2 separate regions of the Mus musculus genome follow, and region 2 is linked to region 1. A link is a loop called in an ENCODE intact Hi-C map of the cell type or tissue named here. Cell type or tissue: left cerebral cortex. All regions are shown on one strand. Each heading gives the region's core, and the rest is flanking DNA. Links, peaks and the distances in the headings are about the cores only. Region 1 holds the start of Gm14221 (a long non-coding RNA gene). Region 2 has its middle 37 kb from the start of Gm38630.

The links. Hi-C counts contacts between places; a loop is a spot of excess contacts. Peaks named below come from ENCODE experiments on the same cell type or tissue, not always from the same donor. Only the 100,000 strongest peaks of a DNase experiment are listed, where the experiment ranks them.
Region 2: a loop joins it to region 1, with 5 times the contacts of the local background. A loop is called at or near these places in 18 of 42 quality-filtered maps.

The regions. Positions count from the first base shown.
Region 1 is chr2:160,580,071-160,585,443 of GRCm38, forward strand. Gm14221 (a long non-coding RNA gene) reads right to left here and starts at 699. Exons shown (of 3, transcript XR_866919.1): 1 at 394-699. In left cerebral cortex, for the core only: no CTCF peak of the experiment used is centred there; no DNase peak of the experiment used is centred there.
Region 2 is chr2:158,869,707-158,875,079 of GRCm38, forward strand. No RefSeq gene overlaps it. Among named protein-coding and RNA genes, the nearest start is that of Gm38630, 37 kb to the right of the region's middle. In left cerebral cortex, for the core only: no CTCF peak of the experiment used is centred there; no DNase peak of the experiment used is centred there.

The DNA.
Region 1 (5,373 bases), core at 71-5,070:
CATTCCCAAAGATTCCAGCTTCGTTGGTCTAGACACTGGACCGGTGACACTGTTCTCAACCTGCAGGTCATAACCCCTTTGGCAACCCTCTATCTCAAAAAAAAAAATTACAATTCGTAAGAGTAGCAAAAATACAATTATGAATTAGCAACTAAAATTATTTTATGACTGGGAGGTCACTACGACATAACAGACTGTATTAAAGAGTCACAGTATAAGGAAGGTTGAGGACCATGGCTCTAGAGGAAGCCTGGGCAATGTAGGCGACTGACCCTTGCAGGGCTAGAAACATGATCTAGTCCTTAAGCTGCCCACCCTCCACACCTCGTGAGCCAGCTGCACTGAAATCCCTCTGCCCACCTCCGAGTAATGAAATCAGGTAGCCAATCCTACCTTCCAGGGAGGGCCTCAGTTAGCACCAGACAGACAAAGAGGGGCTAATGCCGAACCAGCGCCTGATCAATACAGAAAAGCTCCCAGATGCGGGGCGCGCTAGGCAGACTTCAGAAGCCAGGGCAACTGTCTTGTCAGCCTGGCTTCTCCAAAGCTTAGGGATGGATATGGCAGAAGAAGAAAATTAAATCTCATGTGTTTAAAGGTGAAAAGCCATCTTCTCAAAAGAGTCTTGCTCCAGCATGAATTCAGGAAGGGAAAGTCACAGCTTCAGAAGCAAACTTGAATTGCTGAATAGACACCAAAAAGCCACTTTGCCCGCAAGTACCAAGCGCTCAAAGTAGGCTAAGAGTTGCCTGCGATCCATGATTAAGGGACTTGCTTTAAGGAAGCTGAATAATTTATAATCCGTAAATTGTTTATATGCTGAAGGATATTGTTAAAGACCTCTGGAATGATCCCCCCCCCAAAAAAAAAATCTACGCCCCTAAGTGAATTTAAGCATGCCCCAAACCTAATTCACACCAGTACAGCTGTAGGAAAAGCTTGCTTTCTTTATACATATGCAAAGACTCCCAGCCTCCCTCCTTTCTGAATTGCAAATCCATCCCGGTTTCCAAAGATCATCACCCAGGCGCCATCTGCTTTGCCATGGCTAACCCTCCTAAAAAAGGCAGTCATGGTCCCTAAGAGACATTCGGAACCCGTGGAAGAGAGCTGCTTCCCAGTGATCCTGGCTTCCAGTGACTCCAGCGGGCTCAGCCAAGTGTGAGGGATTTCTACAACACCCTTGGGGGAGGGCTGCCACCAGCTGCCATTCTCTCGCCTGGAAGCTTCCTTTGTCCACGGAATGGGTTTTGTCCACTCCAGTGGCAGGCCCGTGGCACCATGTGCCGCTGCTGCAGTGACTGAGATGTGAACATCCCAGCTCCCCACCACTTTGAACCTGTGCAAACTCATACTGACCCCTGATGCTGAGTCCGGTAGAAACTAAGACCACACCCCTCCATTAGCCACTCCCTCTTCCTCCCTCCCTTACCTGCACTGCCTTTGCCTTACAAGAAGACTTGCATTTGAATCCATGTCTGTAGAAACAGATGTAAGAATTGAGCCATAGAGCCTGGGGCATCCACCTGTGCCTGGCCCTGTGCACTGACAGCAGGGATTGGAAACCATGTTTTCCAGCTGTGTGACTTAAGAAACACCACTAGCCTCCATGAGCCTTTCATCTGCATTAAAGTGGGAGCAGTGGCTGCGCGGGGATCCTGAGAAGAGCATTGACATCCTGCAGGCTAAGATTGTGCCCTGAGGTATTTACTCAATAAGTAGGAAAAGACAAGAGGCCATGAGTGGAGCAAAGGGTGAATGCAGAGCCCCCACCCCTTCACTAGACCTTCCAGGGAAAGGGGATATAAGCAGACCTGTGGGCCAAGGGCTGACGATAGGGGCAGGGGGAGACTGCCACAAACTCTCCAAAGATCTGGCATGGCCAGTTCAGTAGCCACTAGCCACGGGGCCTAGTTAAATTTACAATTCAAAGGTAGGCAAAGACCATGTATGTCTACCCCTGCTACTCCAGAAGCTCAGCTGAGTCCAGAAGTTCAAAGCCAGCCTGGGTAACATCATTTTAGTGAGACATCATTTTGATCTTAGCCAAGTTAAAAAAAAATTTTTTTTTTGGTTTTGTTTTGTTTTTTTTGGTTTTTTTTTTTTTTTCCTTTGGTTTCTTGTTTTGGTTTTTTCGAGACAGGGTTTCTCCGTGTAGCCCTGGCTGTCCTGGAACTCACTCTGTAGACCAGGCTGGCCTCGAACTCAGAAATCCTCCTGCCTCTGCCTCTGCCTCCTGAGTGCTGGGATTAAAGGTGTGCACCACCACACCCGAGACATCATTTTGAAAAGCAAACTATAATTCAACAGTATCTAATGGATATGGAAGTTACAGTTTTTTTTAAAAAACTATTGAAAAATTGAGTGAAATATGAGATATTAATTTTGACCCTCGAGCAAGTTTTATAGAAATGAGGATGTTCACGCTGGAGAAATGGCCCGGTGGTTAAGGGCATTTGTTGCTCATGCAGAGGACCCAGGTTTGATTCCCAGCCCCCATATGATGGCTCACAGCCATCCAGACCTCCAGTTCTCAGGAACCTGATGCCCTCTTCTGACTGCTCCTGGTACCTAGAATATATGTTGTGCACATACATAGATGTAGGCGAAACACCCATATACAAAATTAATTACTCTGATAAATAAAAAAAAGAAAAATCTCAGGGCAGTGACCCTTTAGGCATGATTCTTTTTTTTTTTAAGATTTATTTTATGTATGTAAGTACACTGTAGCTGTCTTCAGACACACCAGAAGAGAGCATCAGATCCCATTACAGATGGATGTGAGCCACCATGTGCTTGCTGGGATTTGAACTCAGGACCTCTAGAAGAGCAGTCAGTGCTCTTAACCACTGAGCCATCTCTCCAGCCCTAGGACTGATTCTTACTCATGCAAAGACTGTACGAATGGCCACCAGAGTGGGCATCCTGAATAAGTCCATAATGTGCTTCCAGAAACCGTCAAAAAATAAAATGAAACTGCGTTAACTAAAACCAACACAACTAAAATTTCCGTTTCTCAAGCCCTCTAGTCACACCTCAGCTGTGCCTTCTCTCTAGTCAAAGTGGCTAGAGGATCTCTCCAGTGCCACAGAAAGTCCCCACTGGCCTAGCTACCATCACGCAGACTGTAGGCAGCCGGGCGCCTAAAAGATGGCGCCGGCCTCCGGTATACCGTCGCCATAAACAACGCCACTGCGCAGGCGCTAGCCCGAATCTGGCGCCAACCCCTCCCGAGCGGGTGCCGTCAGACTGACCAATCCCAGGAGGACACATAGCTCTCCCCAGTGCTGGGGTGTATATAAGCAGTCCTCCCTGGGTTTCCGGGGTCCACATAGTATCAAGGTGTTCCTGAAATAAAAAAGGCTGTTGAGAAGAATTCGACCATGTTGCGTTTTTTTCTTGCTGGACGAGGTGAGCGCAACAGCAGACCAAGACAACAGACCAGCAGGGCCTTCTTTGCTTCTGTGAGTTTCAAGCAGCTGCCTGACCTCTGAGGGCAGTTCCTGTAAAATGGACTGCACTGCACTCCCTAGAGAGGTGAGTGAACACACTAGACAGCTCCTAGTCTGGAAAAGTCTGAAACCCAGCTGATGCCAGCTGAGTCGCTCCCACGTTTAGTTTTGCCCTGGGATCCTCTTAGACCCATCAGTTGCTCACTGACCCATTTTTCTAACCAGGACCAGCTGTGCCCCTGCCCCTTAGCGATGCATCCCCTCCGAGAGTGAGTCCATCCAAAGGCAATGGCCAGCTGGGTGGTGGATGAGGGTCGGGGGCTTCCTGGGCTCGGCCAAACAGAAGCAGAAGCTAGGAAAACATTGGACTGAGCTCAAAGCCTTTCTGGGGAGACTCCATGATTCCAACTGTGCCACACCCCAGTGGGAGATCAGTGGTTACCAGAGGCAGCGGGAGGAAGAAGGAGACAGGTAGAAAACAAAGCATTGGGGGGGGGGGGGGAGACAGCGAAACTGCTCCCTCTGCTGCTACAAAGGATCCGGTTGTGGTGTGTCTGTGGAATGAACAACACCAACTACCCAGTCTGGAGAAAAGGTGAGTTCACAGGCTACACCTGCTGAGGGATTCTAGGAGTGGGCAGTTCCACTCAGGGTAAGGGAGGAAAGATGGAGAAACTGGGTCATACATCATTTAGGGGACAAATCGAGAACACAAATTCCAAAGCTCAACCATAAAAAAGAGGGTAGAGAAGACAGGGAGGGGAGAGAGGGAAATGGAGAGAGGAAGAGAGGAAAGGAGGAAGGAAAGAAGGGAAGAAGAAAAGAAGGAAGGAAGGGAGGAAAGGAAAGAGGGAAAGAGGGAGGGAAAGAGAGAGAGAGGAAAGGGAAAGACAAAAGACCCAAGAGATGGAAAGAAGCAGAACTTTGCTGGGGTGTCCAGGGCCCTTTGTCCTGATCCACCACCAAGTGCCCAGAGAGGACACTCCCAAATCTCACCCCACACCTTCCTCCCTGTTAGCTCACTCTCTCCTTTCCACCACAGTCTGCTCAAATCATCACAAACTGTCCCTTTATCATTGAACCTCCCTAATTAAGCTAACATTATTAGAAGGTTGGGAGGGGGAGGAAACCCCTCCCAAATTCTCTTTGCGTTTCAGTAGCTCTTTAATATGCGAGTCGACGAGAGAGATGAGCGGCCCCTAATTGCCAGTCCCTGGAGTAGCCGGTCAGAAAATGAATTGATGCAGTTTTTTTTTCCTTATGAACAATGCATGTAGCACAAATTGCAGTGGCCGTCACCAGAGATTTAATTACCAAATATCATTACTTTCACACATCATTTCAGATTTGGCCTGATCAAATCAAAGTCCGGGAGAGAGGGAGAGAAAACTGCACTCTTAGCAGGTCATTCGTTCAGGGATGGCTTCAGAGCAGTGTGGCTTGGCGTTGGGGAGACTTCCTTCAGCCACTGTGGAAGCAGCAGCTGCCAGAGGCGTCCATGGCAAGAGAGATGCCCTAGGTTCCAGGCTTTGGAAGAAGGAAGGCTGCATACCCACAGGAAGATTCTCCAGGACCTGGGAAACAGCCCCCAACCTCCCCTCCCCCCCCAAGGAAAGGGCCAAGCTGAATCAAGCCCTGTAACCCTACAAGTAGAAGGTACTACAGCAATCTCTGGCTGTTGTCTACTGTTTGTTCATCCCGCAAAGAGCTGTGAAGCACTCAGTGTGTGTCAGACACTGAGCCCGACCCTGAGGATACAAAACAGCAGAGCAAGCTTCACGGGTTCACACTGTGGTTGGGGAAAACGGGTTTAATCAAATAACTTGATGCTTCATCGAGAGAGGGAAGGGGGGCGAAGAGGGGGGAGATAGGAGAGCCAGACCTCCTGGGTTAGAATCCCTGCTCCACCACAGCTGGG
Region 2 (5,373 bases), core at 111-5,110, 1.7 Mb before region 1:
GTTAGTCACCAAGTGGTCCCTGTGACAGGGTTGGAGATGGCAGCTGGCGGCGGAGGCAGCCTCTGGCTGGAAAATCAATAGGTGATCAGCGGTCCAGGGGCACACTGTTCATCAGGTGTGGAGGGGAGGCAGGGCAGGGCAGGGGGGGCCTGGGAGGAAATATCACTGACCCTCAGTAGGATTGATCAAACAGCCAGACACCCAAGGCCAAACTCACTAATAAAGTGAGACATTCAGCTCAGCGCGGCGGCTGCAGGCTGAAGGTCTTAAAAAAACCGCTTAGCTGGGGAGTTCCTTGCTAAACTGTCTTTGTTTCTGGAGGCAACTGGGAGGGAGGGGGTGTGGGGGGAGGGCTGGCTCGGCCACTGTTTTCCTGGCCTCCCTCTCGATGTGGCAGGCTTGGAAAGCAAAGCACACGGAGCACAAGTGGCACGGGCGTATGAAGGTCCCCAAATTAAAGCATGAGGACTTACATGTGCTCTTTCATGTACACACGCATGGTACCACGTGTGCAAATGTGTCTGTGTACGACTGCACGTGTGCTGATAGAGCAGATGGCATTTGCACACGGCACAAGTGCGCAGCACACTCGTGTGCCCAACTGTGCCGGGGCGTGTGTGCGTTTGTTTACCTGCCACCATGCAACACATGCCTCTGAGAGAGGGGCATTGGCTTCTGGGGCGTTCGTTCTTCATGCGCTCAGGCTGACCTCCCTGCTTCCTCTGCCCGTGGTCCCAGGAATGCAACATGGATTCGAGAGTCTAGATAATTACAGCTTGGGAGGACAGATGGAGAAGCGGGGACCTGGAAAGTACATCTAAAGGGCCACACTGTTCCATAGAGAGAAATAATGTGCACTTGGGAGGGAGGGAGGAGAGGAAGTGAGAGGCCCTCGTGGTGGGGTGAAAGAACACTTTTGTGAATAAGTTTATGTCATACACGTGTGTGCACATGACAAGAGAGAGAGAGAGACAGAGAGAGAGGAAATAGAGAAGGTAGAAAGAGGAGAGGCCTGGGTAGTTGTGGGGTACTGAGATATTAAGGTGTGATGGGTAATGAACTTACTATCATCTGACATTCATGGAGGGATCCAGTAAGAGACAGAATCATTTCTGAGAATTCCCTGCTTGTTGGACTGGTTTTGCCCAGTGGTTCCACTGTTCATTGGCATGGGCTGTTGGCACATTAACTTGGTTTGGATTGAATAATAGAATTATGTATATCAAGAGCCAAGTTTCTTATATAAAATGGAATGTCAAATGGCTTGGCAGCACCTGCCTGCAATCCCAGCACCCAGGAGAGAGAGAGCTGGGAGGAACGGAAGTTCAGGGCTATCCTTGGCTACATAGTGAACTGAAACCAGCCCGGGACACCTGAGACCCAGTCTCAATTTATTTTTTTCTTAGGGAATGCATTTGTATGTGGAAGATTTTACAAAGGGTCTCCCTTGTGTCATCTTCTCTAACCCTAAATACTGCTATGATTCCTATCCGTTCTTTTGATAATGTCATTGGAACTCAGAGCTCTAATCACTTGCGAAGTCAGGTGACCAATGAGAAACAGACAGGACTTGAGTCCAGCCACCTGATCTCCAGATCCAGGACTGTCCTGTCCTTTCAGAGCCTGGGTTTTGCATGGCAGGTACGTAGACCATGGCTTAGACCATGGCTGCATCTGGGGAGACCTCTCTCACCATTGTGCCTCTCCCTGGTGTCGGGCAGGGTGTTCAGCTTACACCCATTCTGACCCTTCATTCACCAACACTTCCAGACTCAGTGCTTATCTCAGAAGCTTGACTGAGCTCCGTCTGCATTACTGGTCGCTGAGGATCACGTGGATCCATGGGAAAGGGCTGGGAGGACCTGCCGAGCTCTGTGAGCTGACTTTAGGATGTGTAGCTCTTAAATCCTGGTTTGGGTTTTTGTTTGTTTGTTTGTTTGTTTGTTTGTTTGTTTAATAAAATCCTGGAGCAGACTCACTGAGAACACTCGAGGATCTGAGCCATGAAAGAAATGTAAAACTATATTTTCTTCATATGCGGTCCATGGGCCACCAGGGTCAGTATTACCAGGAGCCCGCAGACATGCAGGACTCTGGCATAGTCTACTGAACGATACTCTTTGAGGCTGGGCCCAAGGACTCTGTATCTAATAATGTCTGGAGTCATTCTTTCCCACATTCTAACCAGTGCCTTTGCATCTGCTGATTCATAGGTCTGGCCTGCCCTCCCTCTAGAGCTTTATATGGCTCACATTTCTTTCCTTTAAGTCTGTATTCTGATGTCACTTCCTGCCACCTTGCCTAAAACAGAGCCCCTTTCTCTTCCACCCCTCGCTCTGTTTCATGGCTTACCTCTACCACATGGGTACTAACTAGATGCACGTGAGTATTAATACATCATATTGGGTACTGTATTATCTTTGATAACTGGTGTGTTGTATACGCAATGTGACTTAACCAGTGCCCCAGACCACACAATCCATACCTGTCATTATGCTTTTTTTTTTTTTTTTTTGCTCCTTTTGGCCCTTAGCAGAGTTGATCTTTGGGAGTAGGGCTTGCCTGCCTTGGTCCCTGCTGTACCTCAGTGGCCAGAAGCTGGCCTGGAGAGGCTGCTGTGGGGGAGGGGATAGTGCTTATAAAGTGCCCAGTGCATTCTGTGTATGTGCTGAGGGCCATGATCAGAGCCTAAATGTAGCATTAATGTGGAAAGGAGACACATGCCCACAGATATGGCAGCCCTTCCTCACCCCAAGAACCAATGAGACTGCCATGGGGTACCCAGTCAGGCCTCTGAGATACAGCAAGGGGACCAGCCGCCCTGCCAGAGTAGACATGTTTCTTCGATGCTAGGCACCGGTGAGGACTCATGCTGCAGCCAGCTGCCCTGTGGTCTATTCTCGCTCTGGGTCAGACAGGTTTAAGTTTGGTCAACTCCTTGTGTGGCCAGCGAACAATCAGAACCTCCCTCTGGAGGACTAAATGAGAGACCTAGAGGTCAGCAGGTAGATGGCCTTTGTATGGAAAGTGTGAACAGGCTCCTGAGGGTCTGGGATGTGGATCTCTTCTGCCCCTGAAAAAGCAGTGGGCCCGGTACAGTGGAGGCCCAGGGGCAAGCCTTTGGGTTAGGACAGTCCACATTCTCATTCCTGTGGGTATCATAAGTGAAGAAGACAGGAAAGCTTAGGGTTGGGTCCCAAAGCTTCTGGGTGTGCCTCTTTGCTTTGTTAGCTGGCTTTAACACTGGCGATTGATACATGTGCTTGCCTAGAGCTCTCTCCTCAATTGGCAACAACTTAGTCAAAAAACGGCAAAGCAACTGTGGTCCAGAAAGGAGAAAGGATCCAAAAAGGGAAAGAGGCATTAGGTGGGGCTCTGTGTGCAAGACCCTGAGCCTGAGAGAAGAGGAGAGACTAGTGAGAGTTCATAGCACCGATGGTCAAGTCAGGTGTGGTGATCCTCTTTTTAGACAAGGAAACTGATATACGGAATGGCCCAAAGCCTTGCTGCAGTCAGAGGTGGAGCTAAGAGAGCTCAACTCTACTCTGAGAGGTTCCCTTCCTGGTACTGCTTCTGGGAGCTCAAGAAGATTCAATGGAGAGTGTCTTATGCCTTCAGCTGGCATTTGGCAAATGTCCACAGGCCATTTTGGTAGAAAAACTGGAGCAGTACCCACTGGCATGGGAGCAATCAGGCAGGCCATGACAGCAGTGTGGGGACAGGATGGTCTTGACATTCTGTGAGGAATGGAGGCAGCCCTGAGGCCATTCTGTTGTCAGACATAAAACATGAGGAAGGGGGTGTGTTTGCTTGAATGACAGTGTCCCCAAAGACATGTCCACTTAGCACATGTGACTGTGGGACCCAGAAAGCGGCTCAGTTGGTAAAGTGCTTGCTTTGCCAGTGTGAAAACCTGAACTCAGATTCTGAGAACCCATGTTCAAAACATGTTGGGCACGATGCCCAGGGGGTGTGGGAACACAGAGACTAGTAGATCCCTGTGACCTACTGGCCAGCTAATCTAGCCTACTTAGTGAGCTCCAGGCTAAGGGAAAACTTTGTTTCCAAAAAGGTAGGTGGGCGGCTCCTGAGGAAGTTTGAAATTAACCTCTAACCTCTACACACAAAGGCACATACCTGTACCTGCACATACATGAACATGTGAACACATGCACACACAGACAGCAGAACTTGTGGCTATGACCCCTATTTGGAAAAATGGTCTTTAAGATGTCGTTAAACTGAGGAGCTCAAACGGAGCCATGGGGTGAGCAGAGTAGTCCTAGATCCAGTATGGCTTCTGTAGGAAGAGAGATGAAGACACAGGGGCGGGGCACAGAGGAGCAGGTGATGCAGAGTTGGATGCAGAGAAGAGTGTGCACTTAATCAGCCTGGGCACCATGAGGACCAGAAGCTCGGAGACGGCGGAGAGTTGATCCCTCCTTAGGTGTTTCAGAAGAGCCCCATCCTGCTGGCACCTCCGGGACAGGGCTGTATGGGAAGATGTGCCGCTTATTTTATGCCACCAAATTTGTGGCGATTCATTATAGCAGCCCTGGAAACCCAAACTGGGCGGGTGGGTAGGAGCCTGTCCCTGGAACATCAAGAGTTGTGCAAGTGGAGTTCACCCCCTCCCTCAGCTTCCCTGTGGGGGTGTAGGACATTAAAAGGACTCTCCACAGCAGGGTGTTAAGAGTATACTGGGCCATAGGGGAAGGAACAAGCAACCTCATGGATGTGGCCATAAGGGAGTTTAAACAGCCTATATATGAATGATCTTTGACTTACGATGATCCAACCTCAGAGGGTGCAAACCTGGACCCAGTCAGCAGAAACTGTACATTAAAGTTTGAACCTGGTTACTCCCTTGGGATACCTCAGCTCCCTGGCATGCCTGTGATCATGATGGGAGGACCTGTGGCTTTACAATATGCTGTGGTTAACCTCCAGTGTTCCGTTACTTAGACTCAAGCCAGGTAGGTTTGAGGTAAGATATTTTCCAGCTATGCTGGGTTTATTGGGATGCAACACTGCTGTAAGATGAACATCTCTAGCTGAACTTTAGAACCTCATGAAGCTTCCTTCAGCTCTGAAAAGTCCGCATGGATGCAAAGAAGAGTTAGAGGAGGGGCTGGAGAGAGGACTCAGCGGTGCAAGCCCTCGCCGCCTTCCCAGAGCACCTGGCTCAAAGCCCCCACATTGGATGATTCAAAGCACCAGTAGTTCCAGCTTTGGAGGATCTGATATTGTCTCTGACTTCTGAGGATGTTCACACACACACACACACACACACACACACACACACACACACACAAATAAATACAAGATAACATTTCAAAAGAGGCAAAGATTCAGAAAGACGAAGGACCTAGG